Regions from separate parts of the Homo sapiens genome. Here region 2 is linked to region 1. Evidence: chromatin loops called from intact Hi-C (ENCODE). Cell type or tissue: PC-3. All regions are shown on one strand.

Evidence for each region. Peaks named below come from ENCODE experiments on the same cell type or tissue, not always from the same donor. Only the 100,000 strongest peaks of a DNase experiment are listed, where the experiment ranks them.
Region 2: it touches region 1 in a loop (4-fold over the local background); 2 of 110 quality-filtered maps call a loop at or near these places.

What each region holds. Positions count from the first base shown.
Region 1 is chr2:45,279,376-45,287,375 of GRCh38, forward strand. No RefSeq gene overlaps it. Among named protein-coding and RNA genes, the nearest start is that of LINC01121, 28 kb to the left of the region's middle. In PC-3, no CTCF peak of the experiment used is centred here; DNase peaks (open chromatin) are centred at 3,476, 4,586 and 5,026; H3K4me3 peaks cover 625 bases; H3K27ac peaks cover 6,509 bases.
Region 2 is chr2:45,479,394-45,487,393 of GRCh38, forward strand. All of the region lies in intron 15 of SRBD1 (S1 RNA binding domain 1), which reads right to left. Among named protein-coding and RNA genes, the nearest start is that of SRBD1, 130 kb to the right of the region's middle. In PC-3, a CTCF peak has its summit at 4,802; no DNase peak of the experiment used is centred here.

The DNA of each region.
Region 1 (8,000 bases):
TCTTGTCCTTTGTCCATTTTTCTTTTGGGACATACCTTTTATTGATTTTTAAAGCTCTTTCTATGTGATAAACTTTAACCTTCATAGATGCCATATTTTTTTCTTAGTTTGTCATTTGTTTATGGTATATAAAATGCTTAGCATGGTGACTAACACATTGGCAGTAATTTTGTTATTGAGAAGTGGTTTTTAAGTGGGAAAGTTCCATACAAAAAATGAGCCATCATTATTTTAATATTACCAACAAGAATACGGCCGGACCCAAAGAAAAGGAGCTCCACCTTCCTGGAAAACTGAAAGAAATGAGAACTGTCTGGAAGGAGACAGTGGTGTGAAGACAGACAAGGCTGGCTGTGGCTTTTCCAGAGAGACCTTGAAAATGAAGGACTCTCCTTGAACAAGAATATATCCCACCCCATCTATGTCGCCGTCCCTCCCTCCCTTCCTCTCTTCCACACACACACACACACACTCTCGAGAGAGCAATAGAAAGGCTCACATTCAAGACTATTCTATATCACACTGTTGGAGAAAACCTAACAGAACAGCTTCCCTAAAGAGTCGGCACCGGCTATCATAGAAACCAGTCTACGAAAGGGCAGATACATTTGTGTGAACAAAGGTCATGACTGGTTATTAAAAGGAGGCCTCTGAAAACAAGAGGAATATGTTAACATGAGCGCCTATACTTTTACATCCACTCTCTCACTTGATCCTCAAAGCAGACCCTCAGAGGTGTCCAGGACAGATTTCCCAGGCCATTTCACAGAAGCTGAAACTGAGGCTCAGGAGTTCCACATTTAGTTGGTAAATGACAGAACCAGGACTAGGATCTGATTCTCTTGATTCCTATTCAAAGTTATTCATTCAACAAATATTTATTGAGACCCTACCTTGCTCCTGGCTCTGCATTGTGGGTTTGTTCTAACTCCTGGTTACAGATGTTTCCAGGATTGCTGAAGCCACTCCATGCTGGCCGCGTGCACTCTGGGATTCCCACAATCAGAGTCTCAGGCTGGACGGACTTTTCGAAAGGACCCTGGCTAGATAGCACGTCTCAAGGTTTCGCAAATGTTCCTCCATCATAGGCCTAAGAAAACAGAACTTGTTCTGTGGGCAACTCTTTGCCAAACAGCTGGACGATGGCACCTCTAATAACGATGGAGCTTGTGCACCAAGCAGAATCTTCCAGTTTATTTGATAGCATAAGAGGTTTACGAGCCTAGGAAATACCTTTGGTTTCACTGCCCCAGTTGAAATCCCTTTTACGTTTTAGTTCCTGCTAAATCAGCAAGACGAACATGGCTTGGGTTAGGGCTGACGGGGAAGAAGATACCTCTGGTCCCTAAACCCAGTTCACTGCCAAGCCCAAACAGCCCCCAGTGGGCTCCATCTCATTTCACTCCTACAGTACACAACCTGCCCCCGCCTCCCCCGACAACCACCACCACCACCACCAGGAGGGATCTGCACAGTGGTGAAGCCACGGAGACCCAAAGCACGCCCAGAACCCAGCCTCCACACGAGGCTTACAGCTCTCTCGCCCCGCTCCCTCCTCCCCGGCATCCTCTCCCTGGAGAACCTCTCTCCTTTCAGGAAAGGCGAATCAGCCAGCGGCCAGAGCCGTGGTAATGGAGCTCAGACACGGGATCGGGTGTCTGGAGGGCCCCACTATAAACTGCGGGTCACATCCTTCAACTTGATTCCTCGCTCCATCTTACACTTTGTGTGTTTCTGGGGGACGCGGCGGCTGATGGTGAGAGAGACAAGTCCCTGGCATGGGGCTGTGGAATGAGGGATTGTTCTAAAATGGAAAAATTACTTCAGGTCCAAAGTGGAGCGACTGATTTCAGACCGTGGAGGAGAGGTGAGGGAGTGCCACCCTGGGGGGCTCTATCACAAGTCTCCATTTCCCCCTGTGAGCCCCAGGAAGAGGACCCAGCCCTTCTCTCTGCTCGTGCTCCAGGAAGCCTCCTCAGAACTGTGTCTGGAGGTTCTGGGCTCCCTGTTTTCTCAAGTATAACATGGAAATCTCTGAGAAAATGAGATAACATATCAGTGCACGTCAGTCTTGGGAGGAAGAATCCTTGAAATGTGCAGGAAGGTTATTTTCCATTCTGGTGACCACGTAACTGCAGAGAAAATGCTGCCTTTCCTTCCCTAGCAGTGACGATGTTGAATGGGAATGATGGTGGCACCTGAGGACTTTTCACCAACGACGCATATGGTGGGTATCTAAGGAGACAAAGTCCCCCACAGAGCTGCCATAAACCTCACTCCTGTTTTCGTGGGAGGAGTTGGAGGGGCCTCTCACCCTAACCCAGGGCCCCTGGTCCCTGGACACCAGGAAAAAAGGGGCAAGCCTGCCCAGGCCCACCCACCTCCATCTGCTCACACCCTCAGGAATCAGAGAGGAGGCCCATTCTCCTAGCAGAGGCCTCCCCTCTAGGGCTGCTCTGTGCCCCAACGCACCATTTGTGGGTCACACTTGAGTCTGGGCTTTTCGGTTGAACAAATCTCTCTCCCCCACAACAGTCGTGGCCTGACAGGCTGATGGTGGGACTGCTGCACGACAATATTTAGACACACTGCTAACTATTTCCAGCTGCCTGGAGGACCCCGGTACTAGATGAGGTGAGACTCTTCAAGGTTTCACTGCAGAGGCGAGGACAGCCAGAGGGCATTCCCTAAACTTTTTTCTACTGTCCTCCATTTGATGAAAGACTTGTGGTTAAACCTTTATCTTCCATAAACATTTAAAATGTGGTTACCTTGATTTCCATGTCTCATTTTCGTTTTATTAAAAAAATGGGTTCCTTGCAGTAAAACATCTGATACTGTGGATGTTCTGCAGAAAACAGATGTTTCTCCATGTAATAGACGTCGGCAGGCCTCTGTGCGCCCACCAGGCCTCACTAGCACTCACACACACGCATGCACACGTGTGTCTCATGAAAGGCCAGGGCAGGGCTGGCCCTGTGAGGAACGCTGAGGCTGAACAGCCACTAGGCCATAGGGCTTGAGTCCCTGTGGACTCAAGCCATGAGACCTTTGGGCCAAGAGGCCAGAGACCACGCAAATGCACCACCGAGAGAGGTAACGAGGCCTGGAACCGTAATTGGGGGGTTTCATCACTTCTGAGGTCTCACTATAAACACTTCCCTCCATAGTTCCCTGTTTTCACTCTCTAGGGCCTCCTCACACTCTGCCCGCAGCGGGGCTAAGGGCAGAGTTAAAACCCAGCAGGTACAATCTTTCTCGAGGGTGCACAGAAACACCTGAGGACCCTGCCAGGTCAGCCTTTGGCAAAGCTATAGGTAGTCCTTTTTTCCATCTTCCTTCTCCTCTTTCCACATCCCAGTCCTAGGCTGAAGGGAGGCCCATAGGGGCCCAGGGCCTTAGGAAAAGCCACTGTTTTTGCCTCCTCCACCCAGGACACACACGCACCTTTGCCAACCTTATGACTCAACCACTGGGACAGCCTGGCTCACTCATTTTCCCAGGAAGTTTGCTTCCCATCCCTCCTGGGGATTCCGCTGGAGCTACCTGAGACACCTGAGGCCTGCTCCCTGCCCAGAGACATTTGGATTTTTGTGGAGACCCTGAAAAATGAAGAGTTATCAAGACCCAAAAGAATTAATCCCTGGCTGTTGAATGCCTCCAGTGCTAAGGAAGCTGTTTCTGGGCAGGAGGGGACTCTGCCATGCTGAAGATGGCCCCTGGCCACTCACACTGCCCAGCCCAGAGGGCAGCATCACAAAACACACCCTGCCTCAGGATAGCCAGGTACCCTCTCAGCCTGCCTCCCTCTGTTCCGGGAACCCAGAAGCACCATTTCCCCTGTCGATACTTCAGGATCACTTGAGGAGGGCTGGCTTTTGCTCAAAGTCCTGTAGTTCCTACAAGCTGAAACTTAGAGGCAGCAATTTTGTGAAATTATTTCCCTAGAATTATCTTTATTCATGTCCATTTCACCTCATTCCAAAAAGGATTTGTGAAGCTTTTAGAAATACAAATAACGTTTTTTGTAAAAGGTGGTATTATAGCAAATGACTGAAAAACGAGGGGAGAAACATAAGATGAATTTCAGTGGCTGCAGAACATTTTTGCTAGGAGGAACTGCAAATTTGGCTCTGGGCTTCCCAGTTGCTACAGCAGAGAGGATATATGATTAGTTACAAGAATCACAGTGTCACTAAGGTAAAAGCAAACCGTCACTCACAAGAATCACAGATATTCCTGGGAGTGAGACTTAAAGCAAATTCTCACATGGGCTCACAAAGGGAGTGTTCAGGTATGTAGTAAACCATTTGTTTTCATCTTGAAAAACAAAATAAACTTTAAAAACTGGATAAATCTTTTCCAAATTTAATTTCATAAAAAATGTAAAGAAATTTCAATAGACAGAAAAATTGTTCTGGCTGCAGGGGACAAGGGCTCCATGCTATGTTCAGGATGCCAAAGTATCCCATAACCTCACTCCCGAAACAGCTCAGTCAGACTGACTTGGTACTGCATGAGTCACTGTTTCCAAACCTGCGAGAGGGTGTAAGTCCCCTGGAGGGCTTGTTAAGCACAGGGAGCCCAAGGCCCCACGGCAAACTGACTGCATCAGAATCTTGGAGAGGGGGAACGGGCATGGTCTGTAGCCCCAGGTGACCCAAGGCCAGCTTTGGCAAACCTGCCACAGACAAACATCTCAATCGTCTGGCTGAACTAGATGGTAAAAACCCATTGAAATTACCAAACTCTGTCCTGGGTGTGTGGCATTCATCATAAGGTAGGGCCCCTGAGGAGGTCTCTGCCAAGAGAAACACTCTGGGAAAGACAGCATTGAGTAAGCTCTGAGGGCCATGGGCGGGCTGCAGTGATTCGGGAGAGGGGTAGAGAATTTTCCTGCCCCCTCCCTGGCAGCATCTCCCCCGCCTCCACACCAGCTACCCCTTCCCCTCCTGCCCTCCCTGTTCCCAAGGCGAAGCAGCTCTTGCTGTCCTTTCCTCTGAAACATGCAAATACCACCAGGCAGGGTGAGTAACAGGTCTGCCCCTCCATGTGGCAGATGTGGGAGAAAGACAACACCTTGGGTGAACTGACTGCTCTGGGCGTTGCTCTGTCTCCTTAGTCTAGCTCACCCCTCACACACAAGCCAGGGCAGGCTTCTGCAAACCCTATGGTCATCAGGTTACTTCCAGTTTGAAAAGTCCTTCAATGACTTCCCAGTGGCCATGACTTTTGTCTAATCATATCATGGTTAAGAGCTTGGGCTCTGGAACCACACGTGGGTTCAGACCCTGGTGTTCCCACTTAGGCTCTGTGTGCCCTTGGCAAGTTTTTAACCTATTCAGAGCCCTAATTTCCTCATCTATAAAATAATGATTCTGCCTATCCACTAGGCAGAATATGCTAGGTTTTGCTGCAATAACAAACAACCCTGAAATCTCAGTGGATTACAACAACAAAGTTGCATTTCTTATTCAAGTAAAGTTGGCTGGAGGTTGAGGGATCTCCCCAAGGCTATTGTCCTCTACATGGAAGCTCAGAGATCCAGGCTGTCTCAACTATGTGTCACCCCTGTCTACCATGTGCTTCCAGGATACTGGAGGGCCTCGTGGAGACTATTAAGTGCTTCAGCCTAAAAAAGATGTCCATCACTCCCATTCACCAGTCACTGGTCAAGTTTCTCAAATGGTCTTGCCTCCAACAAGGATGTGGGAAAGAGAAATTATCCTGTGTCTAGAAGAGTCCCAGATATAAGGGAGCACTGAACACAGGTGATAATGTTTAATGTTTAATGGGGTGCTGGTGGTAATGAAAGGAAATAATCCATGTAAGCCTTCAGCACGGTTTCTGCCATATAGGAAAGGTTTAAAAAATTTTCATCTTTTGCCTCCTCTGCCATTCTGGTTCTGAACAGTGTTCTGAAAAGCAGTTGCCCATTTCCTAGCTTGTGATTTGACCCTCCAGGCTCGGGTCTTTGTAGCCTCTCATTTCCCTTGAGCCCAGTGTTCATCATGAGATTTGCATCAGCCATTGTGAGAACCCTTGATGCTACAGTGGCAAGAGGCCAAGGTTGATTTCTCATCTAATATTCAATCACGCACACTACACACACTTACATGTGTTAAAGAGTGCGTATTCCAGAGGTCATGAATTAATGTTTCATCAGCGCTGTCATCATCAGTGAATAAGCTGATCCAAGGTCCAGGAACAGGAGGGGCCACTAAATAGAGGAGAGAGCATTCCTGGGAAAGGAGTGAAGACTCGCCAGAGTCCACATCTGTAAAATGGGGCTGATGCTCCTGCCAAGCTCACTGAGTTGTTGGTAAGACTTGACAAGAGCAGGAAGCCTGGTCCCCTATGACATGCCATCAAATGCAGAGCAGTATTTCTCTGGCAGGTGCCAAATATTATGGAATTTTTCCTGGAGAAAATGCATCAGCAGAATCCTTTGAAGATCTCCAGTGCTTCTCTTCTGTCCCTAGGGGTTTCTCTCCTCAGAGGTCTCTGCTTCCACCCTCACAATCTAATTCTTCTCCCCTGATAACTGACTCACCATACAATTGCATAGCTCAGTATCTCTTCTTTGCAGCCTCACTGGGAGGGGGCGGTCAGATTGCACTGGAGAGAGTGTGCAGCTTTTCCAGAGCTTTGCCCAGTACAGCCCCAAGCTCTGGGGAACAGCTTACTGCTACCCTAATAATAACAAGGCTCACACCACCATTACACAACTTTAATACCAGCTTTTATGCGGGCATCTGGGGATGTGTGTGCTTATGAGCAATTTGTAATGAGAAAAAGACCGACCTGCAGCAGGCTGGGAGGGGAGGGACCCAGAGCACCAGGAAAGACAGGCTCCATCACAGGGGCCGCCCCAGGCTCTGGGGACAGGACTGCTGCCCTGGGATGTTTAAGGCACTATTTGATCTCTTGTTAAGTCCCACATGGCTTCAATTTCCATGTGCTCTGAAAGAGAATGGAATTAGAGTCAACAGATCCATCATGCCTCTCATAAAGATGTGCTCTTACTCAAGAAGAAGAAAAAGAAGAAATGAAAACTCACGTTCACGGAAGACCTACTATGTGCCAGGACCATGTCAAGAGCTTTATTTTCATGCATTATTTTATATGAGCCTCACAATAACCCACTGGGGTAGATTTGTTGCTGTTTTTTGTGGTAGACTAAAAAAAAATAGCCACAATATTTTGCACCTCATCCCATCGAGAAGTAGAGTCTGTTCCCCCATCCGCTCAATTCTGTATTGACCATCCTGCTTTGGCCAGTGGGGCATTAGCAAACACAATGTAAGGGGCTTGAAAAGTGCTTTTGCATCAAGGCTTTCCCTCTCTCAGCTTTGAACCCTTTTGCCACTCTGTGAACAAGCACAGGCTAGCTTCCCGGGGATGAGAGACCATGTGGAGCAAGGCGCCCACCTCTCCAGCCATCCCAGCTGAGGCCACAGGCATAGGAGTGAGGCTGTTCTTGACCATCCAGCCCCAGCTGAGGTTACCCACACCTGAAGAACTTCCCAGCCAACTTACATAATCATGAGAAATATTCAGTGCTTGTTATCTTAAGCCACTATGTTTTCAGAAATTTGTTATTCAGCAAAAGCTATCTGATACATCCCTTTTTTATAGATGAAGAGCCCAAGGCTCCGAAAGCTCAAGTCATTTTGCCAAGAATCCTCAAATAAAATTGGCAGAGCAAGGATTTGATCCCCAGGCTTATATTTAGTGCCCTGAATTACCTGCTTTCCCCTGCAACTTGCTAGCACGTAGAGAGAGATGCCTGAGAGAAAATTTCCTTAAGAAACGCTAACTCCCCCATAGAGCCGTCATCACCCATTCCATTTTGAGGAAAGCTGGAAACTCTCCAGTCCTCTAGAGAATTTCTGCTTGGATAGGCACAGCACAGACCTGAAAGTGTTTCTCTAGATGGCATTTTCGTAAGTGGAAGCTCACTTTTCCATTGCCTCTTGTTAATGAACTGCTGCATCCTT
Region 2 (8,000 bases), 200 kb after region 1:
AGAGTTCTTGAAGGAAATTAAAAGTGTGACTCCAGTGGACACACAAATGATAAGAAAGCAAAACAGCTTTTTGCTGATATGGAGAAAGTCTGAGTGATTAAACCAGCCACAACATTCCCTTAAGCCAAAGTGTAATCCTGAGCAAGGTCCTAACTCTCTTCAATTCCATGAAAGCTGAGAGAGGTGAGGAAACTGCAGAAGAAAAGTCTGAAAACAGCAAAGGCTGGTTTGTGAGGGTTAAGGAAAGAAGCCATCTTCCTAACATAAAAGTACAAGGTGAAACAGCAATTGCTGATGTAGAAGCTGTAGCAAGTTGTCCAGAAGATCTAGTTAAGATCATAATGAAGGTGGCTACAATAAACAGCAGATTGTCAATGTAAACAAAATAGCCTTCTCTTGGAAGAAGATGCTATTTAGGACTTTCATAGCTAGAGAGGAGAAGTCAATGCCTGGCTTCAAAGATTCAAAAGACAGCCTGACTCATTTTATTAGAGGGGAATGCAGCTGGTGACTTTAAGCTGAAGTCAAGGCTCATTTGCCATTCTGAAAATCCTTGGGTTCTTAAGAATTATGCTAGATCTACTCTGCTTGTGCTCTATCAATGAAACAACAAAGCCTGCACGATGGCACATATGTTTATAGCATGGTTTACTGAATATTTTAAGCTCACTGTGGAGACCTACTGCTCAGAAAAAAAGATTCCCTTCAAAATATTAGTGCTCATTGACAATGCACCTGTCATCCAAGAGCTCTGATGGAGATGTACAAGATTAATACTGTTTTCATGCCTACTAAAACAACATCCATTCTGCATACCATGTATCAAGGAGTAATTTTGACTTTCAAGTCTTATTTTTTAAGAAATGCATTTTGTAAGGCTATAGCTGCCATAGATGGTGATTTCTCTGAGGATCTGGGCAAAGTACGTTGAAAATCTTTGGAAAAGGATTTACCATTCTAGATGCTATTAATAACATTCATAATTCATGGGAGGAGGGCAAATGTCAACATTAGCCAGAGTTTGGAGGACAGTGATTTCAACTCTCATGGATGACTTTGAGGGATTCAATATTTTGGTGGAGAAAGTCACTTCAGATGTCGTGGAAATAGGAAGAAAACTAGAATTAGAAGTGGAGCCTGAAGATGTGACTGAATTGCTGTAATCTCATGATCAAACTTGACATAATGAAGAGCTGCTTTCTTAGGGACAAGCAAATAAAGTGTTTTCTTGAGATGGAATCTACTCCTGGTGAAGATGCTATGAACGTTGTGGAAATGATAAAAGATATCAAATATTACATAAACTTCATTGATAAAGCAGCAGCAGCAGGAATGGATAGTATGGACTTCAATTTTAAATAAAGTTCTACTGAATGTAAAAGGCTACCAAACAGCATCACATGCTACAGAGAAACCTTCACTGATAAAGCAGCAGCAGCAGGAATGGATAATATGGACTTCAATTTTAAATAAAGTTCTACTGAATGTAAAAGGCTACCAAACAGCATCACATGCTACAGAGAAACCTTTTGTGAGAGGAGAGTCCATTGATACAGCAGACTACTTCATTGTTGTCTTATTTTAAGAAACTGCCACCACATCTCAGCCTTTAGTAACCACCACTCTGGTCAGCAACCATGAACATCAAGGCGAGACTCTCCACCAGCAAAAAGACTGTGAACTGCTGAAGGCTCAGATGATCATTAGCATTTTAAACAATATTTTCTAAGTAAGATGTGTACATATTTTTTGAGATATAATGCCATTAGATTCTTAACACACTATAGTATAAACATAACTTTTGTATGCACTGAGAAAACAAAAATGTCATGCGACATTTTTATAACTCCTATGTCCAGGCTTTAGAGAGAGATGGTGCTACTTTCCTGCCGGCAAGATAATCAAGAATGCGTTATTTAGTGGACAGTAATAATGCAGAGCTCGAGGTTGAGAATGATCAGGCTGACAAAAGATTCTTGAAAGTAAGAGGGAGGTAGCTCAGGAAAAGGGAGTCTAATGAATTGCTGATAAAGAGAATTAAGAGAGAGGAAGAGTTATGGCCCAAAACTTAGGGAACGTGTACATTTTGAGACAGAGAAGAAAAGGAGGAAGTAATGAAAGAGGCAGAGAATAAATGACGAGGACAGCAAAGTAATAGAAGTCAAAAAGATTTCTGGAAAATGTTAAACATAGTTACATGTGCCCCAATTTTTATTCTCAGGCATACACTCAGGAGAAATGGAAACATATGTCCATATAAAATCTTATTCATGAATTTTCATAGCAGCCTTATTCATAGTAGCCAAAAATGTTAAAAAAAAAATCTATCAACTGATGACTAAACAAAATGTTGTATACCCATACAATAGAATGTTATTTGCCAATAAAAAGAAATGAAGTGCTGATACATGCTACAGCATGGTTGAATCTTGAAAACATTATGCTTAAGTGAAAGAAGCCAGTCACAAAGACCACATATTGTATGATTTCATTTATATGAACTGTCCAGAACAGGAAAATCCATACAGAGAGAAAGTAGATTCATGTTTGCCAGGAGTTTGGGTGGTGAGTGAAGACAGTAAAGGAAGTGATTGCTAATGGGCATGGGTTTCTTTTTAGGATGAAGTTATAAAACTAGACGGTGGTGATAGTTGTGCAACTCTGACTATACTAGAAAACACTGACTTGTACACTTTAAAAGGGTAAATTTTATGTTATGTAAATTATATCTCAATGAAGCTATTATTTTTTAAAATGTAGTATGTCCAAATGTATGCCAAATACTATTTTGCCCACATATAATGAATGACAACAGTTTGCTGTATCACTACTATTCACCATTGTTCAGAAAACTCTAGTTGATGCAACTTGACAAAAAGGGAAGATATAAATATTGAAATGACATTATTTATGTATGATGATTGTCTACCTAGAAAACCTAAGCAAGTCAAATGAAAAAATAACAGAACTAATAAGGTTCCAATTAGTTGGGTAGTTTCAAGACACACAAACAAAAATTGATGCTTCTACCATATGCTATCGAACCAATAACACAGGAGTTGGGGAGTGGAGAGAATGGGGAGATGCTGGTGAAAGGGTACATAATTGTAGTTATAAGTTAATAAATTACAGAGATTTTACGTACAGTATGGTGAAATTAAAATGTAATAAAAACAATAAAAACATCAAATCATGGAGAAAAACCTATTCACAACGTTAAACACACACACACACACACACACACACACACACAAACCCATGAATAATAAAAATAAAACATGCAGAACAAGGATGAAAGTGGAAATTTCACAGAATTTCACTCTATATACTATAGACTTTTAAAAGTACAGTCATCCTGTATCCTTGGGTGATTGGTTCCAGGACCCCTGCAGACACCAAAATCTGCGGATGCTCAAGTCCTTTATATAAAATGGAGTACCATTTGCATAGAACCTACACATACCCTGCCATTTACTTTAAATCACCTATAGGTTACATTTAATACCTAATACAATGTAAATGCTATGTAAATAATTGTTATACTATATTTTCAAATCTATATTACTTTTATTGCTGTGTTGTTTTTTAAAAATATTTTCAATCCACTGTTGAATCCGTGGGCACGTGCACAGGGTCAACTGTATTTATTAAAAGGCTTTAAAGTTCATTTGCAAAACACAAAAGAAATGCTATGAAAAATGCAATTTTAAAAAATTAAAGCAAGGCATATTATAAGCCACAGAAATTGAGAGAGTTGCATTGTGGTAGTCTAGACAGACCACTGAAACAAGAACATAAAGTACACATAGGGATTTTAGGTTTTTTAATAAATGCTAATTTATTAAATGGTAACATAGGTCAATGTATAGAGGAAGACAATTAATATGGGATATTAATAGAAAAAGTTAAGCATTAGAGAAAAAAATTACATTTGACACACCAAAAGTTGGGAAGGGATCCCAGACTGAGTAAAGATTACCATCCTAAAAGATATGCAACCAGAGCTACTTCCTATGGTAAAGTGATTGAGTATATAACTTGCATGACCACATGCAGTAGCCTTGAAAGCAACATTTCTCCTCACTCATAATATGTCTTATATCCAAAGAATAAAAAGAATGTCATGGGTTTTGGCCTTTCAGTTCTATGAAATATCTAGAATCCTAAAGCTTCTGGAGCAAATCAGTTTATTTGCTTAAAAGACTATACTGAACTGTACTCTCTTTAAAATTTGTCTCATCCTGTTATCTAGCAATATTAGATATCTGTATTTTTAAAGTCCAATATTCATCTCATTTTATCCTTCTCCTTGACATCAGACAGGAACAGAGGAAAATAAGTAAAATTCCCCCATGTTGTCTTTTTCAGTCAACAACTCTAAATTAGAATTTTTTCACTATAATGCTTATTAAAATGTAGTTTTAGAAGTCGATGCAAATCTACTGTAATCCTGACCCTCTAAGTAATAATTACATTTTTGAACAAGAAGCTGAGAAAGATGTTGAACTGAAAAAAATTTTCTGTATCCTGACATAATGGAGGTAGACTGAAGGTTACCCAACTAGTATAAACTTTTCAAAATTCATAGATGATGTACCTAAAAAGGGTGACTTTTACTTTATGTAAATATATCTCCAAATAAATAATTTTTTTTTTATTTCTCTGAGAATGTTAAACTTTTTCTTCTGTCTTCATCATCTCTATTTCCTCCAAGTAGCTTTTTTTCTTCCCTAGTGTATTCTGGCATCTGTTTTTAATATTAATAGTAGAAGTTTTCATTACATGTTAGGTGACCTCTGACTGTCCACCAGGGGCAGGATGCTAAAACAATGACTTTAAGTGTTTTGCCCAGTGGTAAGGCTTGTCAACTATGGCTTACTTTGGGTGCTCTGGCCATTTCTTTGTGGTACCTCTAATCCCAAGTTTCTTCAATGTTGTCTCTTGTATTGGCAGAATCCTCTTATCTGCACAGGTTTATTCCTAACATCTCTAAAACAGCATGTAAATATTTACTCAACTACCCTTTACTTCAGTAGCATCCCCACTCTCATTTGTAAGCTGTGCCCTCTATCGTAGAAACCTTCTGTTTAACCCTCTCCAGAGAACAAATCCCCAGTCTTCTGCAAAGGTAGTAAAAAGATAGTTCCTCAATTGTGTGGAAGGGGATGTTAATTGTTATTGTTATTTTATTGAGGTGAAATTCCCATAACATATAATTAACTATTTTAAAGTACAGAAGTCAGTGCTACTTAGCATACTTGCAATATTGTGCCCCACCATCTCCTATCAAGTTCCAAAACATTTTCATTATGCCAAAAGAAAAACCTGTACCCATTAAGCAGTCACTGTCCATTCCTGTCTCTCCCCAGTCCCTGACAACCTACAGTCAGTTTTCAATCTCTACAGATTTGTCTGTTCTGCACATTTCATATAACCATACAATATGTAGTCTTTTGGGATTGGCTTCTTTTACTTATGTTGGCATGACATTTTTGAGGTTCATATGGTGTTGTAGCATGTACCAGTACTTCATTCTTTTTACGGCTGAATGATATTCTATTGTATGGCTATACCACATTTTGTTCATTCTTTCATCATGTGAGTTGTTTCCAACTTTTAGCTATTATAAATAATGCTGCTATAAGCACTTGTGTACAAGTATTTTGGTTGAGTACCTGTTTTCAATTTTTCTGGAGACATGCCTAGGAGTGAAATTGCTGGGCCTATGTTTAATTTGGTCTCGTTGCTTTTTAAACAGACTTTCAACCAATACTTTCATTTTCAACCTAGCCTCAACGCTCTCACCATACTTCCAAAGTACTTGGCACCATTTCCTGAACCTATAGGGGTTTCGTGATCCATCCCAGGTTAGTTCTGTATTTTCTACAATGCTGTCTTAGAATTCAATGTTCTCAAGTTGACTAGGTGACTTATTGCTCATCTATCTGCTTTAAGCTTCAAATCTTGTTGTTGTTGTTGCTATCTCCTTTCCCATTCCTTTTATCTTAGTAGGTTTTATCTTAGTAGGTTTATGCTTTCATTCTATCATGTCATTTTAATCAATTTCAGAAGGAGAGAAGGAATAAAACATACACTCAATCTTCCACTTTAAATCCATAATAGACAGTTTAATATCATCCATCTACTATATCCATCCAATTTAGAGGCCATGTACCATGCATTGTGGGGGAATATAAGCATATATATAGAAGACAACTTCTGTTTTCAATAAGCTGATAAACTGGCCAGTGAGATGTAGTAATGAGGGTTATTTTCTTACATATGCTTAACACACATATAAATTTTGAAGTTCTGTTATATTCTTATACAGCAAACTTTTAGAGGACTTAAAGGTAAAAAATCCACACTCGTAGGTAGCTCAGATCTCACATAACGTAAAAAGTCACCCCTGGCATCAATCACCAGGAAAAAGAAAGACTCCCAATGAGAAATAGGAATTGAAAAGAAAGTGGACTCTGGAAAACCAAGAGTAGAGACTCCAAGCTCTTTGAATATTTGACTCCAGGACCAGATTTTAAAGACTCAAAGTTTCTAGGTATATATTAAACATGGTCATTGCCACATAGAAGTGAGCTAAGACACAGAAGGAAGACACAGATACTTAAAATGAATCACACACTGATGACACAGCTAGACTTTGAAATTAGAGTAATTAGAATCATAGAATGATTCTCCATTTTATTATCTTCTATTTTCATAGAATCTTGTTGGAATGTTGTAATTCTGTCTCACCTATAATACTGTGACAATTATTTACACACATGGGCCAGTGGTTAAGAAGAAACAGCAGTATCTTCAGCAGCGGGAGGCCTGAGGGATTGTTACCTCTCAGAAAATATGGTCTAAATATTTTTTCCAACACACTATTGGGAGATACCTTCTCAATAGCAACTTGAGAAATTCTGGATTTTATTTTTTTATAAATGAAAGTACCCTTTTATCATAGAAATTAGGTACACAAATATTATGTGCACATTTACTGGCTATGTGGCCTTTTTAAGCCTCAGTTTCCTATTTTAGAAGTGGGGATAGGCTGGGTGCGGTGGCTCACGCCTGTAATCCCAGCACTTTGGGAGGCCGAGGTGGGTGGATCATGAGGTCAGGAGATCGAGACCATCCTGGTTAACATGGTGAAACCTCGTCTCTACTAAAAAATACAAAAAAATAAATTAGCCAGGCGTGGTGGCAGGCGCCTGTAGTCCCAGCTACTTGGGATGCTGAGGCAAGAGAATGGCATGAACCCCGGAGGGAGAGCTTGCAGTGAGCCGAGTTCGCACCACTGTACTCCAGCCTGGGTGACAGCGAGACCCCATCTCAAAAAAAATAAAATAAAATAAAATAAAATAAATAAATAAATAAATTTTAAAAAGTGGGGATAATAATAAATACCTCACAGGGGAATAGAAAGGATAAAATAATCTTGGTAACATACTTACCACAATGTTTCACATATACTAAGTGCTTAAAAAATTACTATTAGCAGCTCCCAGTATGACTACTATTTCTATTCCTTCTGCCATTATTATTATAAGGCAACCACCAAAAGAGTACATGGTAAGGAGACAGAGATCACGCTGAGCTGCTGTGCTAAGAAGCAGCTTCCCAGGAGAAGCAAGATTTTTAGCTCAGATTTAAGAAGATGATCATTTTAGAGAGGGAATTATGTCATGAAACAACTAAAGGGAAACTACAAGCTCTTTTGGACGTAAGAACGCTTTTAGCTTTAGATTACTGTAAAAATTTCATATATATCTCTCCAGGTATAGATTTCAAGAACAGCCGATGAAATCTGATGAGAATATTTAAGGAAAAAATTAAATAAAAGGTCCATTACTAACCAAGTGGTCTAAATATTCACTTATTATACAGAAAAATGCACTGACCTGATCTAACATATTGCTTATGATACCAACTGCTTTCATTAGATGCATCATAGTATCTTAATTTCTTTACACACAAGATTTTGACTCTTCCACATT